3 separate regions of the Homo sapiens genome follow, and all the other regions are linked to region 1. A link is a contact called in ENCODE Hi-C or POLR2A ChIA-PET data. All regions are on one chromosome and are shown on one strand. Each heading gives the region's core, a stretch centred on a gene start or an enhancer-like site at or near the end of the contact. The rest is flanking DNA. Distances are from core to core; before and after follow the strand shown. Region 1 holds the start of BLMH (bleomycin hydrolase). Region 2 holds the start of NF1 (neurofibromin 1). Region 3 overlaps SSH2 (slingshot protein phosphatase 2).

What was found. A loop is a pair of places that touch in the nucleus more often than their neighbours do. ChIA-PET counts read pairs that join two places held with the same protein, here RNA polymerase II (POLR2A). Pooled maps may share reads with other maps.
Region 2: a loop to region 1 is called in a pooled map, with 5 times the contacts of the local background. The contact joins the promoter of NF1 here to the promoter of BLMH in region 1. A Hi-C loop is called at or near these places in 4 of 50 pooled maps.
Region 3: a pooled map shows a loop between it and region 1 (2.4-fold over the local background). The contact joins the enhancer-like site here to the promoter of BLMH in region 1. A Hi-C loop is called at or near these places in 2 of 50 pooled maps. POLR2A ChIA-PET finds 5 or more read pairs at or near these places in 2 of 52 experiments (B cell and GM12878).

What each region holds. Positions count from the first base shown.
Region 1 is chr17:30,290,233-30,293,455 of GRCh38, forward strand. It overlaps BLMH (bleomycin hydrolase), which reads right to left and starts at 1,712. Exons shown (of 12, transcript NM_000386.4): 1 at 1,575-1,712; 2 at 1,079-1,276. The coding sequence starts at 1,587. RefSeq lists an enhancer at 933-992 and silencers at 1,443-1,512, 1,713-2,122.
Region 2 is chr17:31,093,441-31,096,663 of GRCh38, forward strand. NF1 (neurofibromin 1) reads left to right here and starts at 1,537. Exons shown (of 58, transcript NM_001042492.3): 1 at 1,537-1,929. The coding sequence starts at 1,870. MIR4733HG (MIR4733 host gene) reads right to left here and starts at 2,050. Exons shown (of 4, transcript NR_186435.1): 1 at 1,787-2,050; 2 at 1-51. It overlaps MIR4733 (microRNA 4733), which reads right to left and starts at 985; the gene lies at 910-985. RefSeq lists a promoter at 1,117-1,542, cis regulatory regions at 1,150-1,389, 1,616-1,926, an enhancer at 1,530-1,547 and silencers at 1,782-1,851, 1,892-1,941.
Region 3 is chr17:29,721,072-29,724,294 of GRCh38, forward strand. The region is part of intron 3 of SSH2 (slingshot protein phosphatase 2); the gene reads right to left. Among named protein-coding and RNA genes, the nearest start is that of SSH2-AS1, 83 kb to the left of the region's middle. RefSeq lists a silencer at 2,606-2,705. Within about 2 kb of position 1,765, at least 21 of the 41 ENCODE cell types and tissues checked have a DNase peak (open chromatin) inside an H3K27ac peak, as active enhancers do; they include B cell and GM12878, where a contact is called at or near this core.

The DNA.
Region 1 (3,223 bases), core at 462-2,961:
GCATGAAAATAAACTACACAACTCACATGCTATTTGGATCTTTTGTATGTAAAAGTGACACTGCAAAATGTGTAAGACCTGACCTGTTCCCTAACGGGTCACTGCAATCTAAACTATGTAGGACCACTGTGACATTACTAACTGGATCATCTGTAGCCTGAGAGCCCACACCACTCCAAGCACTTTCTTCTAAAGCAAAACATTAATTATTGTAAGGTCTTGACTTTTTCCTTAACATTTAAAAAATCAACTTTATTCAGGTATAATGTACATACAATAAAATGTACTCACGTTAAATGTGTGCTTTGTGAGTTCTAACCGACTCTAAACAAGCACTGATGTGCTTCCTGTCCGTATAGATAGACTGGGGGGTCGTTTTTAAGTATAGAAAGACTTTAAAAAATCCGTTTAGTACAATTTTGTTGTGAGAATGTGCTCCTTATTTAGATTGCTGGATATCCAATCTTTCACTATACCTGTTTTTTCTGAGAGTGGTGCTAGAAAGCAGATAGCAAAACGAGACTTCTTGACCAGCAAGGCATGAGAACAGAACTTTTTTCTGTATTACAAACTGATCTACTGGTGGGAACTGAGCCCATCAGCACATTAGCTTCAGTTGTAACCAAGAAGCATATTTAAAAGTAACATCTGATGACATTTTAATGTAATTACATTGTATCTTTTCTATTTCATAGTATAGGGCCTTCAGGGCATTTCTGGGGAGTCCTCCAAAGATATGAACATTTTCACATGTTCTGTTTTGTGACCAAGACCATACATCTCCAAGACACGGGCTACAAACCACACAGCATTGGAACATAATATAGTCAATTACACTCAAACGTATACTCATGGACATGTCACTTTTGTACTCTAACCGCATGTACTAACAAGCCACAGAACAGCAAAACAAACCACATGGGTAATGTTCTTAGACCTGCCTGTACCTGTGCCTCATTCTTTACGAATTTACGACCAGTTCTTTCAGTACGAATTTAAGACCACTCTTAAATAAGACACCAAAATGGGACGCTGTCAGGAAGGTCAAGGAACGTATGGGAGAAGTGGAAGCCCACACCTGAGCTCTTCTGGTTGGTGATTGGCTTGCCCTCCTGGGGCACGGCGTGCTGGAACACATGCTGCGCGCGCTGCACCGTGGCCCGCTTCAGACAGATGTCCAGCAGGTCGTGGGTGGTCCCGACATTCTGGGCAAGTACGAACTGGGGGTCGGAATTCAGTTTCTGTATCAGAGCAGCTACCTTCTCCGAATTCAGTCCTGTTGGGAGACCAAACAGGATTTTAACGCAAAAAGAGGGGGAAAGGGCTGATCTGGGGCTCCCGCGTCCCGAATCTAACTTCGTAAGCGCATCCTGGGGTGCCCGCTGCAGCGGGGAAACCCATAAGCGGCATCCTCCTCCAAGGAGCTGTCTCCCTCCAGGCCGATCCAGCCTGCCCCGAAAGCTCCCTCCCCGCCATCGCCAAGGGTCCCAGCCCCCGGCCTTCCCCGCCGCCGGGCCTCACGGGGACCGCGGAGCTCCTCCAGAGGACCGCGGCGGGGGACGGCGGCACCTCACCCGAGCTGCTCATGGCGCCCACGCTGCCCGGCGGGGTAACGGTAGCTTCCAGGGTCCTTGGGCGAGCGCCGGGATTGCGCTGCGGCTCGCTGCCTAGGGGGCCCGACCTGTCTCTCGCACCCGGAGCGCCGGAAAAAGGAAACCGGCTCGGCGGCGGCGGCGGCGGCGGCGGCGGGGAGGCTGAGGCTGGGAGAAACGGGGTCCGCGGAGGGACAAAACTCCCCCCTCGCGTTGCTGAGTCAGCGCCGTCGGGGCTGGCCCCGCCCGGGGGAGGGCCGACGGGGGCGGCCTAGCTGACGCGCTGGGTCCGCCAGCGCCCGGGGGCTGAGGCCGCGCCTGCCCCCGCGCAGGACCGCACAGATGGTCTGCGCGCCAGGGCGGCGCCGGCGCCTTCTCCCCCTAGGTTCCCGCCTCCGGGCCGCGCGGGCGCCCTCCCGGGATCAGGCCCGCTCCAAGGAGGGAGGCTGACGGGTTCCCTGTGGGCCCAGACCCCCAGTACTCTAGCATCGGGGAATCGTCCCCAGGAAGCCTTGTGAGAAGCCAAAAGGGAGCTCGAGGCGGGAGGGAGGAGCTGAGAGGTCCCATAATTAAGCGTCGGGCTTAGGACGGGTCGATATGTCACAAGGAATGCACCCGAAGGCTCTTCCTATAGGCTTCGTTTGCTGACCAATCACTGCATTCTCAATGGCAACTTGTTGCTTGGATTCTCATCAGAAGCAAATAATTGTCTTTGAGGGGGAATGGGAACCAAGCTCTTCCCCACCCACTCCAAAGCTACTACCAGAGTTCTACAAATAGACATCTGCTCATTTCAAGAACACTACCCATCTGGTCTTCACGGAGTCCACGAGTGGCTCCTGTATAGTCCAGCATGTCCCGTTGGGTTTAACTCAGGAGGATGACAGAGGCTAGCCGTATGCATCAATATTGTTTCGCCGAGTTCTCTACAAAACTAACTGATGCTCCCCCTCTAGGCTTTCAAGATAACTCAACAGTTTCCCAAAGTTTTGAGATTGTAAAAACCTTGTTTTTGTTGATTCCGTGTTTCATGCCCTGAAATCTCAGCCCTTAGTAAGATGCTGGGATAGAACCCACAGAGAGTAAAACAAAAACACTGAAACCCTGTATCTGCTATTCAAAACGATGAGGTTGAGTGTGTGTGTGTGTAACCTAGAATCTAGGTCTTCTTAGATTGAAAATCATCGCAGTTCTAAGGAACTCTGATATCTGGAAAAATCCATACTCAGGCACCAATCAGTCATTTGAGAAAGCACGGTTTCTATGTCCCTAGAGAGACTCGGCTAAAAATTGGGGCTATAACATAGCAACTATCTTAAGTGGGCCCATCAACCATCCTATTCTGAGGTTCTTTCAATATCTGAAAAAGAAGAGGCTGAAAATTATACAGAAAGAAATCACTGGTCCTTTCACAAAATGATGTTCAAGCATCCTGCCCAATTCAAGTCATAAATTTTTATTCAGTATCTAACATGTACTAGGCACTGGACAAACTGCTGATGACATAGAGACGAACAAAGCTTAATCTTGCCGTTAAGAAACTCAATGTAGTAGGAAAGAGATGCAAAACAACTTTTAGACTATCTGTAGTAGCATACCAATAGTGCTGTAGACTGTAGAAGCAATGAGGA
Region 2 (3,223 bases), core at 287-2,786, 800 kb after region 1:
TGAGCTATGATTGAGCCACTGCACTCCACTGCACAGAGTCAGACCTTGTCTCTGAAAAACAAAAACATTTGCCTAGGTAAAATGTATCGAGGAAGACAAATTTTAAAATTACTCATTCCAGGCCAGGTGCGGTGGCTCACACCTGTAATCCCAGTACTTTGGGAGGCTGAGGTGGGCGGATCATGAGGTCAGGAGTTCAAGACCAGCCTGGCCAATATGGTGAAACACCGTCTCTACTAAAAATACAAAAATTAGCCGGCTGTGGTGGCGCATGCCTGTAGTCCCAGCTACTCGGGAGGCTGAGGCAGAAGAATCACTTCAACCGGGAGGCGGAGGTTGCAGTGAGCCGAGATCGCGCCTCTGCACTCCAGCCTGGGTGACAGGGTGAGACTCTGTCTTAAAAAAAAAAAAAAAAAATTAGTCATTCCAAAGTCCAATGTCAGACATAGATTATCCGTTGTTTTGGATGTAATCCTCTTCCTGGAAAACTGGCACAACCCAATTACACATGAAATCCTTTCAACTCTGGTATTGGAGGTATAGGGAAGGACTTTGTTTTAGGAGACCCATAGTCTACCTCTATTGTTCTAGGAGTTAAACCACGTTGGTTTACATCCTGACTTTGCCACCTGTCAACTCAGACCTTGGGCAAATCAAAGGTCTGAGGGAGGAGTGCAGGCTCCCAGCGTTCCCACGGGGGTGGGGACGTGACGTATTCATCAGTTCATGAAGTTAATGATATGTATTGAAAAGGTTTGTTCAAGGATTTAAATAAGACGATGAATATATTGAATTAATAATGAATGCAAGGCCTTAAAGGTGTTTTGAGGGTGGTGAAACTTGAATCTCTCATCAACTGTGCAATAGTTATATTAACTTGGATGGCTATGAGTTTTGCAGAGGAAAGCTGGGCTTAAATCCCAATGCTAGACCTGGTGGCTAGACCTTGATTGCCACCGGGTCTAGCATTGGGATTTAAGCGACCTCTAAAAAAAAAAAATCACGGAATCTCTCTTTGGCCTTCCTTTTTTGTTTCTCAGCAGTCTACCAAGCTACGAAGAACCTGAAAATCGGAGGTCGTGTACCTTATTTTTTCTGAGAGCTTAAGCTGAGAGCACAGCCTCCCCAGGAGATTAGCGGCAGAGATCCGCGCGCTGGGAGAAAGGCTAGCCCCAGGGCGCCCTAACTTCCAACTCCGGGAGCAATCCAAACCCGGAGGCCGGCGGGGGAGGGGACAGCTGTAGGGGGCGGTGGGGATGGGAGTGGATGCTCCCGGGTCAGCTCTGGCACTCGCCAGCTGAGCCCAGCGCCAGTCTAGGTGAGCCCCACGGCGGTGAGGGACGCTCGCCAGACGGCCCAGAGGAGTTAGATGACGTCACCTCCAGGAGGACTCGCTTTTTCATTAATGAAACCGGCCGGCGCGGGCGCATGCGCGGCAGGCCGCCTTCCCTCTCGCTTCCCCCTCCCCTTTCCCAGCCGCGCTCTCAATCTCTAGCTCGCTCGCGCTCCCTCTCCCCGGGCCGTGGAAAGGATCCCACTTCCGGTGGGGTGTCATGGCGGCGTCTCGGACTGTGATGGCTGTGGGGAGACGGCGCTAGTGGGGAGAGCGACCAAGAGGCCCCCTCCCCTCCCCGGGTCCCCTTCCCCTATCCCCCTCCCCCCAGCCTCCTTGCCAACGCCCCCTTTCCCTCTCCCCCTCCCGCTCGGCGCTGACCCCCCATCCCCACCCCCGTGGGAACACTGGGAGCCTGCACTCCACAGACCCTCTCCTTGCCTCTTCCCTCACCTCAGCCTCCGCTCCCCGCCCTCTTCCCGGCCCAGGGCGCCGGCCCACCCTTCCCTCCGCCGCCCCCCGGCCGCGGGGAGGACATGGCCGCGCACAGGCCGGTGGAATGGGTCCAGGCCGTGGTCAGCCGCTTCGACGAGCAGGTAACCGGCCCGTGGCGGGCGGGAGGTGGGAGCGGAGTGGGGGTGGGGACAGAGTAGGTGAGGGGAGGTAGGAGCGGCCGCCTCCCCCGCGGCTGCCTCAGGCTCTGGAGGAAAGGAAGGGAAGGGAAGAGAAGGGAAGGGGGGATAAGTGGGGGTGGCCAAGGCGGGAGGTGAGGGGTAGGAGGGGACAGCTGGGAGCTTGGGCACCCTTTCCCTCCTAAGTCGGGGGGTGGGGCCTTGTCCCTGACCAGCCTCCGACCCTCCATCCCCTTTATCCCAGCCCTTCCGCTTGGAAATGGGGATGAGTGACCTGGGGGCGCCTTTAGGGGCGCGCCATCTGGATTTAATAATTACCCCCTTACTTTTGTTTTTGAGCAGAGGTGGGTAACGTTTAGGGGTTCTCTCTTCCTCTTCCCTCCGTGACCCTCCTAACTGGGGACGAGCGAACCCTAAGGCCTGTCTTATATACCCTCAATAGGAGAACGATAACATTCCGCCCCTCCCCCAGTTTCTTCAGCTTCCTCTCCTGGAGGGGGAAGAGCAGAAGAAAGCAAGGAAGGCACAGGTTTTCTTACTTTCTGCTCCATCGTCTCATCCTGCCCCGAGAGCTTCAAGTGCACACTCACTGCACATCTTTGTGATGCCCTACAACGTCGTCCCCCATATCCTGATGACACAGACTGCCTTTTTTTTTTATTGCCGTTTGCAGTGGAAACCGTGGTTCTGAAATATCTTCCCCTTCCTTGATAATTGCAGTCTCTTCCCCCCCCCCTTTTTTTTTTGCCAGCGGTCTGAGGATGTGATGCATTCTCGAGTGAGAATGTTGGGGAGTAAAGGGGAGAAGGGTGAAAGGAAAGTGAGAAACTGCTTCAGAGCCACCGACAACAGAGCAAAGCCAGCTGGGATGTGGTCCTGGAGCGGATCATTCTGCTAGTGTTTGTGGTTGTTTTTGACTCTCTCCTGGTTGACAAGAGAACTTTCATTGAGAATATTTGGGATGAAAAAAAAGTTTTGTAGCTTGAGGAGGTGACTTTTTATCGCCTGAGTTTCACACAATAAATCCTGGGGCTGATTAGAATAAATGCACACATAGCCTTTTGTCAGTGGAAATTGGTTTAACTTTGTGTTGCTGTAGGTAGTTGGGGATGGTTTAAGGGATGCTTTCTGCAGCTGTGGGTGCAGTGGGCTTCCTGTGATGGGGGAATTGTTTAAGATTGAGTCAACCTATTTTGTTTACTGGATATAATGGTAAAACATTATGGGAGCTGAAGGGGTGGGGGAAGAGCTCTTCTGT
Region 3 (3,223 bases), core at 515-3,014, 570 kb before region 1:
TTATGAAGACGCAATGATCCACAGCTCTTGGGGAGCTGGGGACAAAGAGATCACACAGTAGTATTTTGCAGTACTCTAGAGTGGGATGTGAAATAACAATAATTCCAAACATTTTAGTTAGGGTTTAGAAAAAGAGGAAAATAACCTAATCAAAATGATCCAAGAGTAAATTTAACTTTCATATGTGTTTTAAATGTATCAGAGAAAAGAAGTTAAGATTCATTATATATTTGCTCCAGCATAGAACGGACATTGCAGTATAATCCTACACTTGTTCCCTGGATTGCTTTTAGGTTTTGGTCGAGCTAGGTCCTATAATCTACCCCAGTGGCAACTCAGGACCCAGGAAAACAAGGGAAAAAGGAAAAACTTTTAACCACCGGCTTTACTACTAAAGGCAAAATTTCTCTGCAATGATTGGAAGGAAAGCTAGAATTCTGAGGGTCTTTTGTTTTCTCACACAGTAAGACAGCTAGAAAAGCTGTATGTAAATCCTGCAGACTTCCTAAGTCATCAGGGGACCCTAGACACCACAGGTCCAACCCTTCAAATGTCTAAGTATTGGGGATTACGGTTTCTGAAAGGAAGGTGGCTGAAGATATTCAATAACAAACTTTCTACCAAAACAAGGAAACATGGTCCATTTTGTTCTTTTTGTCAAACAAGAAAGGGAAAATGATGAGGAGGCATGGATGTGTCCTTATTCACCATTAAGAAGACAAAGGGTGAGACATAACAGCTCTGAAAAGGGAGACGACCAGTTACAAGTGAAACACTATTACTAACAAGATTAGTCAGGTATTAGAAGAAATGAGGCTTGCAACTCAACAAAGGGCAGAAAAGTATAGACATGTCTTTTTTCTAAATGAGACTGTCCTTGGGTGGGCAGGGTAATGTTTCTTGAAAGTCAATGTAATTTGTAAGGCCGGATGCAGTGGCTCACGCCTGTAATCCCAGCACTTTGGGAGGCTGAGGAGGGTGGATCACGAGGTCAGGAGTTCAAGACCAGCCTAGTCAAGATGGTGAAACCCCATCTCTACTAAAAATACAAACATTAGCTGGGCATGGTGGCCGGCACCTGTAATCCCAGCTACTCGGGAGGCTGAGGCAGAGAACTGCTTGAACCCGGGAGGTGGAGGTTGTAGTGAGCCGAGATCGCGCCACTGCACTCCAGCCTGGGCAATAGAACGGGACATTATCTCAAAAAAAAAAAAAAAAAAGTCAGTGTAATTTACAACAGCAGTTTCTAAATATTAAAAAAATCCTTCACACATGTTATATGTCTTACTTTTAAAAAGTTGGATCTCAGCCATACTCTAGAGTACTTGGGTTTCAAAAGTCAGAAAGGAAAATAAAAATAAGGACTCATCGATGGAGTACTGATAAGCTGCAATGTCCTTTGAGTAACTCAAGACCAAAAACCAAAAGATAATGCCAGGAGAAAAACAGGGAAGTGGCTAAATGACAAAGTATCTGAACTTCTGCTTAAGACAAAGGACACAATTACGCAAAAAGCTATGCACGGGAAGATAACATGGCAGGAATGAAAACAGCTATCAATAAGGATAGTAATATTGTGGGTGATTTTTTTCTTTTTGAAAATTTTCTTAAATTATGTTATTATACTGTGTTTTCAGTTTTTAAAAAGGACCGAAAAGTGGGGAGGGGCAGTACAGGAAAACACACCGTGGGAACAGAGTCAAGCACACAGATGGTTTGCGTAAGCTAAATTTTCAGACATCTGCCTTTGTGCAAGACTGGAAAAAGTAGAGCTGCTGTCAACAAGTTCTCTGCAGTGAGAGAGGGGTGGAGCCTGAGAGAAAGTGAACCGTGAAGAAACCAACAATCCGAAGCCACAGGGCTGAAGAACAAATAATTTCTTAGATTAAGTTCCTCATTTATGAGCTACCCCTCTTCCCAAAATGCTTTGCCATCGGCAATGTCTACTACTCAAATAAGGAGACCTTAAGCTGCCCATATGTCTCCACTTAAGTGACTGAGGTTCTCTGTCAGTAGCACTACTTAGCTCTATGCAAGATATCCCATCTCTGTGGGCAAGATATCCCATCTCTGTGGGAGATGAGATATGGTACAATATACTGTATAAAAATCTGGGTGAGATGCAAATGGCCCCAAACCTCCCTTCATTTTCCAATTCCAAATAAAAAAAAGCTTATCATGTACAGAAAACTCATGTAAAAGCAAAGACAATACAGTTGTTCATCTGCTCTACTGCCTTGCTTTGATATATGTTTAACTTTATTTCTGTTTAGTTAAATGAATACTCCTAGGCCTATATTGTTTGCTCTTGCATGTAAGGCAATGAAGGGAAATTGCCATTCACACTGCTTTATATAGTGCCCAGTGTAACGCTATATACACAGTGCTTAATGAATGTGATCTGAAAATGGCAATAGGGAAGCTGAAGACTCAAGAACACTTTGGAAGATAAGAAAGTATGGAAGATATTACAAAACCTCTTCTCTGGTACATGTGAAGAACGGGAAGGTAACATGGCAGGAATGGAAATGGCCCTAAGTAAGGAACTTAACATTGTGGGTAATTTTTTCTCTTTTTGAAAATTTTCTTTAATGATATTATTCTGTGTTTTCAATTTTTATAAAGGACCAAAGTGATTCTGGGGTGGGGGGTAGGGCAGCTCTTCTGGCAGGTGAGAAAGCCCACATTTGTCATACAAACCACAGGAAAGGCCTTATTTGTTCTTGTTTGCAGCCTTTAATCAGGCCTCATGCTAGGGGGAACTTCTTCCACTTGAAAAATTTACTTGCAAAGTTCTATCTGGTGTTCTGTCTTGAACTTCCCTTTTCTGAGAAGTTGGGTGTATTGTATGGGATACTCCCATACATCTACCTTCTGGGCAAACTGACTACAAAAGATGTGGGAAATCTCTTGTTCAGGCACAGTAGCCTCTCTTAGGTCCTATATAAGCTCCTCTTCCTGAATTCTCAGTCAGTTAATTCCACATAGTTCACAGGACCCACATTTTCCTGTTGGTGACAGCAAAAGCTACAACAGACCAAATTATAATTTAATCAACTAGATACAGATTTTAACTCAAAGGTGTAATACATGCAAAACAGAGGAAGGTGCCTATTCTTTCTGTACTCATATAATCTAACTGAGGTTTTAAAATGTGGATGTCAGAACCTATTCTAGCCGGGCAGGGTGGCTCACACCTGTAATCCCAGCACTTCGGGAGGCC